Regions from separate parts of the Homo sapiens genome. Here region 1 is linked to region 2. A link is a contact called in ENCODE Hi-C or POLR2A ChIA-PET data. All regions are on one chromosome and are shown on one strand. Each heading gives the region's core, a stretch centred on a gene start or an enhancer-like site at or near the end of the contact. The rest is flanking DNA. Distances are from core to core; before and after follow the strand shown.

The links. Hi-C counts contacts between places; a loop is a spot of excess contacts on that map. ChIA-PET counts read pairs that join two places held with the same protein, here RNA polymerase II (POLR2A). Pooled maps may share reads with other maps.
Region 1: a map of B cell shows a loop between it and region 2 (28-fold over the local background). The contact joins two enhancer-like sites. A Hi-C loop is called at or near these places in 1 of 168 maps with a recorded cell type or tissue (B cell) and 6 of 50 pooled maps. POLR2A ChIA-PET finds 5 or more read pairs at or near these places in 3 of 52 experiments (H1, OCI-LY7 and activated CD4-positive, alpha-beta T cell).

The regions. Positions count from the first base shown.
Region 1 is chr3:53,195,153-53,199,321 of GRCh38, forward strand. No RefSeq gene overlaps it. Among named protein-coding and RNA genes, the nearest start is that of PRKCD, 36 kb to the left of the region's middle. RefSeq lists a silencer at 909-958. Within about 2 kb of position 2,004, at least 4 of the 41 ENCODE cell types and tissues checked have a DNase peak (open chromatin) inside an H3K27ac peak, as active enhancers do.
Region 2 is chr3:53,071,810-53,075,547 of GRCh38, forward strand. It overlaps a transcript of RFT1 not described here. Among named protein-coding and RNA genes, the nearest start is that of SFMBT1, 28 kb to the left of the region's middle. RefSeq lists enhancers at 834-883, 1,124-1,741, 1,234-1,353. Within about 2 kb of position 1,467, at least 31 of the 41 ENCODE cell types and tissues checked have a DNase peak (open chromatin) inside an H3K27ac peak, as active enhancers do.

The DNA.
Region 1 (4,169 bases), core at 754-3,253, 120 kb after region 2:
GGAAACAGCAGCCACTATGACCCCGTGCCCGGGTGGGATGAAACATGCTCAGGAGAGCAGGCCTGTCCACTGCACACTGCACTTCGAGTGCAAGTCCTCTAACTGGACCGCAGGTGGGCGGTTAAATGCACCCGCCTCATGACCCAGTGGTGCCTTTCAGGCAGAGCTACCTGGGAACTTCACCCAAGGGCCCCAGAAGGCTTGCCAGGAAGCCCACCACTGCATGGATTAATGGAAAAACTGGAAGCAAGCAGAAGGCCCAGCAGCCGGGGAACTGGTTAAATACTCTCCTGGCGTGGAAAGTGGTGCAGGGCCAAGTGATCGGCAAAAAGAGACATTGAGAGAATCAAAGATGCAGCCAGATTCTACCCTGTGGTTCCACAGGCCAGCTCGTGAGGGCATCCAAGGTCTCAGGCACAGCAAAGAGCTGCAGAGATGAAGGATGGATGGAAGGATGGATGGATGAATGAATGGATGAATGAATGAATGAATGAATGAATGGACTGCCGAGACCCCAAGTCCCTTTAAGGCAGTGGCTCCCAAATTCAGCGTGTGTTGGTACCATGTCAAGTTCTAACCAGCGGGTCTCAGCCCTGGCTGTCACTGGAAGCCGATGCCAGGCTGCCCTGGTCTACTTACTCGGTGATCTGTGGAGGGCCGGGCATCAGTACTTTGAAAGCTGCCCCTGCGGTCCCACCTGCGCAGAGCCAGTTGGGGAATCTGCATTTTGCCCAGTCATCCTGGTGAAGCCAGAAAATGCTACTCTGAACAGGCCACACCCTGGAAGGCGAAGTCACCTGCCTGTATGGCCCAGTCTTGGCCCGCAGAGGCCCGAGCATCCCCTCCACAACCTGCGCCCCGCCTGCGCAAGGACCACGGGCGGAGGGTTGGTGGCTAGGGAAGAACGGTGCGGAAAGCACGCGGCCCCAGCTGGGCTACAGCGCCCTCTGGCGGCCAGAAGGCTCGCGGGCGCTGAGGCCGCAGACCCCAGGAGGGGAGGACCCCCGTGGAAGGGAGCGCCGGCTTTCTCACTTCGTGTCACTACTCCCTGGGGAAATATTTCAATAAAGAGGTACTGGGTGACCATTTTGGAGAGGTTCAGAGACGTGGAGGTTACAGCTAGACAGCCCCCTGGTATTTTTAGGATCTCCGGACCGCCCTAAATTCAACCATTCCAACGTCACAGCCACATTCCCCCATTTATTATTAATTTATTTAGAGACAGGGTCTTGACCTGTCACCCAGGCTGGGGTGCAGTGGTGCCATCACAGCTCACTGCAGCCTCGACCTCCTGGGCTTGTCAAGCAATCCTCCCACCCTCAGCCTCCCGAGTAGCTAGGACCACAGGCATGTACCACCCTGCCTGGCTAATTTTGTATTTTTGGTAGAGTTGGGGTTTCACCATGTTACCCAGACTGGTCTCAAATTCCTGAGCTCAAGCAATCCTCCCACCTCGACCTCCCAAAGTGCTGTGATTACGGGCGTGAGCCACCGTGCCCATGAGCTCACCATGCACCTGCCCCTTCCTCGGCCTCCCTCAAAGCTGGATGGGATCTTCAGCTCCCCCCTGCACCCTGACTGTGCCCAGCACGTGATCCCGGACGACTGTGGTGTCAGAGGCTGGGGAGCTGGTTGTGGTTTCCTGAGTGCTGACCATCCTCCCAGGCACTTTATCTCCTTAGGCTGGGGCAGGGGGAGATACATGCAGCTGAAAATACAAGACCTGGCAGCAAAGGAAAGGAATGGGGACAAAGGCCCCCAAAGGTGAGAGCCAGGCCTGAGTCAGCACAGCCCAGATCAGGCCAGACATGTGAGGTTTGGGGCACTCCTTGAGTCTGGTCGTCAGATTGAATCAGCCCTTCACATAGCCTCAGTGATTTAAGTCTTCAGAACTTGAACGCCAGTTCCTAAATCAGGCTTCTTAAGTGGGGCTTAGAAGATTGATATGGTTTGGCTGTGTCCTTACCTAAATCTCATCCTGAACTGTAGTTCCCATAATCCCCTGGTATCGTGGGAGAGACCCAGTGGGAGGTAATTGAATCATGGGGGCGGTTACCTCCATGCTGTTCTCATGACAGTGAGTTCTCACGAGATTGGATGGTTTTATAAGGGACATTCCCCGCCCCCCCCAACTTCACTCTGCACTTCTCCTTGCTGCCGCCACGTGGAGGACGTGTTTGCTTCACCTTCTGCCATGATTGTAAGTTTCCTGAGGCCTCCCCAGCCATGCAGAACTGTGAGTCAATTAAAACTCCTTTATAAATTATCCAGTCTCAGGTATGTCTTTATTTTATTTTATTTTTTATTTATTTATTTTTTTGAGATGGAGTCTCACTCTGTCACCAAGGCTAGAGTGCGATGGCGCGATCTTGGCTCACTGCAACCTCCACCTCCCAGGTTCAAGTGATTCTCCTGCCTCAGCCTCCTGAGTAGCTGGGATTACAGGCATCTGCCACCACGCCTGGCTAATTTTTGTATTTTTGTAGAGATGGGGTTTCACCATGTTGGCCAGGCTGGTCTTGAACTCCTGACCTCAGGTGATCCTACAGCTGTGGCCTCCCAAAGTGCTGGGATTACAGGCGTGAGCCACCGTGCCCGGCCTTATTTATTTATTTAGAGACAGAGTCTTGCTCTGTCTCCCAGGCTGGAGTGCAGTGGTGCAATTTTGGCTCACTGCAACCTCCGCCTCCCAGGTTCAAGCCATTCTCCTGCCTCAGCCTCCTAAGTAGCTGAGATTACAGGCACCTGCCAGCACGTCTGGCTAATTTTTGTATTTTTAGTAGAGATGGGGTTTCACTATGTTGGCCAGGCTGGTCTCGAATTCCTGACCTGAGGTGATCTGCCTGCCTCGGCCTCCCAAAGTGCTGGGATTACAGGCATGAGCCACTGAACCTGGCCGATATGTCTTTATTAGCAGTGTGAGAACAGACTAATACAAAGACTCCTAATTTCTTCTCTGTCTCTGTCCTGAAATACATAACTCTGAAAGCCCTGACATTTGCTGCTCAGCCCACATTAAGTACTGGATAAAGCTCAGAGCTTTGGGGAAGGTACTTTTCCTTTTTCTTCTTAGGAGAGGGGAGTTTAGCTTTCTATCAGTTTCACCTGGGGTGGTAGATGCAGGAGCTGTGAGTAGGGTGGGCAGTGCTGCGCTCTGTTCCCAAATTTGTATATTCCTTCATGGAACAGGTGGCTGCTGTGTGCCAGGACCTTGACGAGCATCACTCAACAGGCATGACTGTGCCTGGCACTCATGGTGTGTGGCCTGAGAGCCCATGTCAGAACACCCTGGGACAAGCACTGTGCTTGATGCTTTTCCTGCATGGTTGCCTGCAGTTCGTCGTCACAACAGCCCCGTGAGGAAACGGCTGGGACTCTCTCCTTTTACCGGTGAGCAAACCCAGGCTCTGAGAGGTTGAGTGATGTGGCCTACAGCTCTGGAATGGGGGCTCCTTCCATCTGCGAGTTGGTTCCCTTGTCATGTTTCCTGTAGAGACAACAGGACATTCTCCCTTCTTTTCCTGGGCTTGCTCAGGAACTGTCAGAGAACACGAGGGCTCCCTACCCTGGTCCTGTCCTCAGAGGGTCCAATAAGAGAGAAGTGAGCCAGTGGCAGGCAGGGACAGCAGAGGGCAGCAACGATGGGCACAGGCAGGCTGACTTGGAGCTGGAAGGACCCTTGGAGATTATGGGTCTGTAGTGAGGATATCCATGGATTCACAGTGGGGAAGCTGAGGCCAGAGAGGAGAAGGGGTTGGGCCAGGGTTGCACAGGAAGGTAGTGGCAGGGATGCAGGGAGACCCTCAAAGAGAACAGCCAGCTGGTCCCCAACATGCTACCTCCTAGAGGGCAGAATCCTGACTCAGTGTCCTTTGCACCCACTGCAAGCCCACAGTGAGCCCAGCACGTGGTGTGTGGCCAGTCAGTGTTGAGGAATGAGCACAGGTGAGTGAATACCGAGTGTCCACTGAGTGCTCGCTTCACCCCAGCACAGCCTGCCTCTCATTCTCTTTTCCCCTCCCCTGCTCTGGTATGAGGAGGGACAAGGATAAGAAGTAGGTAAAGTTAGGAGTGGCCTCTAGTGCTGCCTGTGGCACTAACGGTGGCAGATAACCAAAGCCCAAGGCCTTAGAGTTCATGTCCTCCAGCAGGTGGGTGGTGGAGGCCAG
Region 2 (3,738 bases), core at 217-2,716:
CCAGGTAGAGAGCCCCAAGTCTGGCTGTAAGAACAAGGTGAAGCCAAAGACTCAAAAGCAGGTCCTTGCCTCCCGTGACTGCAGGCACAGCCCAGTGAGGGGCAGCAGGGCTGCCAATGGTCCCCTGAATTGGCACCCACTTCCTGGGTTTAGCACCACTGTGGCCTCAAGAGGCCCTAAAGGAGGGTTGTCATGGCATGCACCATGGGTTCCTCACATAGTTCCTCTGGCCCAGGGGAACACGTGTCCTAGAGGCAGCTGCTCCTGGCGTCACTGTTGGTAGGTCCAGATGAAGGACAGGCCTCTGCCTGGGAGTGTCAGGATGCAGAGAGGCTGCCTCATTCCTGCTGCGGCAGCCAGGGTCCCCACACACTCACACTCATGTCAGCGAGGTCACAGGAGGTCGTCTCTACATGAGGCTGTGATAAGGCTGCGTGGGAGCCTGCATGCAGGCTCAGCATCATCCTGCCCGGGCGGGAACCCTGGTCCACCCTTGCTGTAGGACTTCAGTCAAATGACAGCCTCTCTTGACCCTCAGTTTCCCCAACTGCAAAAGTAGCACCCGACAACATGCACTGACCCCCCAGGGCTGCTGGGCGTGCTTGGCTGATGGTTCACTCTCAGAAGTATCTGTCCCTACCCACCTCGTAGGTGCGGTCAGGTGAGTTCTTCTCTGCCTCTGTTTCCACACTGCACCTGGAAGAAGCTGGAGGACCTGCTCTCCTAATTGCTCCTCTACCACTGATGTTGTAAGAAGGGGACACTGACTTGTCACTCTCTGCCAATGTAGGAGCCAGGCACTGTCTCTGTTGGCTCAGGGCTGGGCTCCCAGGAAGTAAAAGCCTAAAGGCTCAGGGAGGCCATTTAAGGTCTAGGGTCCAGTGGACTTTCGGACGCATCGCAGCCTCCGCTGAGCCCTTCTAGCAGGCTTGTGGTGACTGCACCCTGGGGCGGCTGCTCCATTGTTTCCTGTCAGTCCCGCTCATCTGCTCAACAACCCTTTGGAGGAAACACACAGGAGGGTCCTGCCCTCTAGTGGCTGCCGGCGGCCAGGTCTCTCCTCACAGGGCTCCGCCCGCGACCTCAGAGGAGCCCACCGCCCTCTCTGCCTGCTCTAGTGCCTGCCGCACAGCAACAAGCAGGCATTTCCTGGGGGTGAAGCCGAGGCTGGCCCCATGAGCTGACACCCAGCAATCTTCATCTCCGAGCACCTTTGAGTCCTGGGGGGCCCTGCTTCCAGATGTGAGCCCCCAGCCCGTGGGGCTGGGTGGTCCTGGGCTGTGCCACAGGGTTTCAGCCCACCGCGAAGGAGGCCTGACGGTGTCCAGGTCGAGGGCACCTGTGGGCAATGATTGACATAACACTGCAGAGAGAGAGCCTGGTGGGGCACCGGCCTCTGCCCAGGCTGGGTTCCGGGGCCTTCCCCCATGTGCCCACATCCCATGCTTCCCCCGTTACAGCCTCTGCCGTCAGACTGCGCACCAGCATCTGTGGGTGAGGAGAGAACCTGGGCTGGGGCTTGACACAAAAGGGGCTTTGCCTCTGGACACCCCCACCTGTGCCGCAAGTGGAGGGGGCGGGGAAACGGGGAGGAGGGAAAGTAAGCGGAAGTCCCGCCTCTGTGGAAGCGCCTCTGCACCCTTTGTCCCCCAAGGGAAGCACAAGTGTGTGGCCAGTCAGATAAAGCAGGCCTTTCCTTGCCTTTATGGAGCCACGGGCTGAGGCTGGACCAAGGGTCAGTGAGGGGTTCAGGAGGCCCCCTCTGCGCCTCTCTTCCAGGCCCTGAGCCCATCATTCCCTTCGTTGTTAGAGTGAAACTGTGAAGAGCCGCAGCTCTGTGCCGGGCGAAGAGGATTTGGCAGTGAAAAGGATGAGCTTGCCTTGCCCTGGGGGCAACTGGCACCTGGGGTAAGAGGTGGCCGGTGAGAGCCTGAGCCCTCTGGAGAGCAGAGGCCCCGTTGTGCACAGAGCCAGTATACCCAATGCTCGGGGAGCTCCCAACAACCCTACCCAGCCCTGCGGGAGACCACAAAGCTCTAGGGAAGAGCCTGTCCCAGGAAGCACAGGGCTTCGAAGTTCTGACAAGGACATCGGAGTTCCAGGCCCACCCCACACATGCACACACTTCCTGCTTCCAATTAGCACTAATTGGACGACTGGGAAAACCCACAGACCATGAAGCAGAAGCAGTTAGGTCTGCGGGGCCCCGGTGAGGCAGGCCCTGCGAGGGCCCAGGTGAGCCAGGCTCTGGGGGATGGGCCCTGGGGTCTCTGTCTCTCTGAGAGGGGATCAGGTGATCAGGGCCACATCTGCCAGGATCCCTACTGGCCCCTCTGGAAGACGGAAATTGTCCCAGGGCCAGGGCAGAAGCTGGGTGTGGGGGAGCCTGACAAACACCCCCTCTCAGCCTGGCATTTAAGGCTCCCCTAAACCTGGCCCTACCAGCATCCCCCCTCCCAACCTGGTCTCTTTCATTTCTTCTGCTCCTAGTTCTCACTGCCTAAGTCACCCACTGATTAATTCTTTATGTCACTCCATCTATTCATGTATTACGTGTCCAGGAGCCCTCCTGTGGCCAGATCCTGGGACCACAGAGATGGATGTGCCAGGCTTGGCTGGTCAGGTGGACCTTGGAGCCAGGACCTTTTCCAGGGTCCCCAGAGCACTGGATGGTCAGAATCAAAACAGGGCTAAGGCAGGTCCAGGGGAGGGGAGGGTCCTGATGCTCACCTCCTTCCTACTTGAGCAGCCCTCTCTCCTACCACCTATCCAGCTAGGCCTGGGCCCAGGTTGGCAGAGACCACATTGCAGGGCAACCCCTCTGCTGGCTCCACTTCATTCTTGGTGGGAAGAAGGAGGCCAGGCTGAGCACTGCATGCGTATGAATAGAAGTATCAGCTTTGCTTGGCACTCTCTGGGTGAGGCTTTGTGTCCCTTGATCCTTTAGACCGCACTCAGGGTATGTGCCAGGCTGTGTCCACATCCATGGCCAAGCTCAAGACAGAAGCTCTGCCAGGAACAGCTAGGACTAGGGGGCAAGAAGAGAAGCAGGCACCAAATCTGAGCTGCTCTGGGGTGGGTCTAGCCCGTGGGGAGAAGCAGGGACTGGCCCTTAGCAAGAGGCTGGCTCTGGAACTTGCATGCTGGAGTAGTCTGGGCCCCAGCCCCAGAGTGAGGGCCCCGAGTCAACCCTTTATATAATACTGCATGGCTCAGGCCCTCAGCCCTGAGCAGGGGTAGTGAGAACAAGGCCCCTTGCCCCACAGGTGTATGTCGGGCCTGACCCTTGGGCCCCGTTCTCCAGAACATCCCCACCACAGAGACAGAGGCTCAGCTCCACTCCCTTCCCTTCCCCTGCTTAGAGACCAACCTGGTCCTGGGCAATTTGGTGTTGCCATGACAACCACATACTTTCTTCTTCCCCACTTAGCCGATTGAATCTGAGTTGCAGATGAAATCCTGGTGAGTTGTGTGTTTAGAAAGCATGCGGCCATTTGGAGTGCTCCATGCATCTTTCATCTCCCAGACACCTCTGACACCCATCCCTTGTCTCTTGATGGCTGAGGGAGAGGATATGCGGCCTGTACCCTCTCCCTATGCCTGGGGTAGTCCTGGCCCAATGGCACAGCCTCCTTGAGGTACAGCCTCTGGCATGCAGGAACACATGGATGACATTCTCATGGGCAGCCTCTGTGGTGAGTGGGCCCTGTGAGCTGGATGGCAGTCACCAGGAGCCTC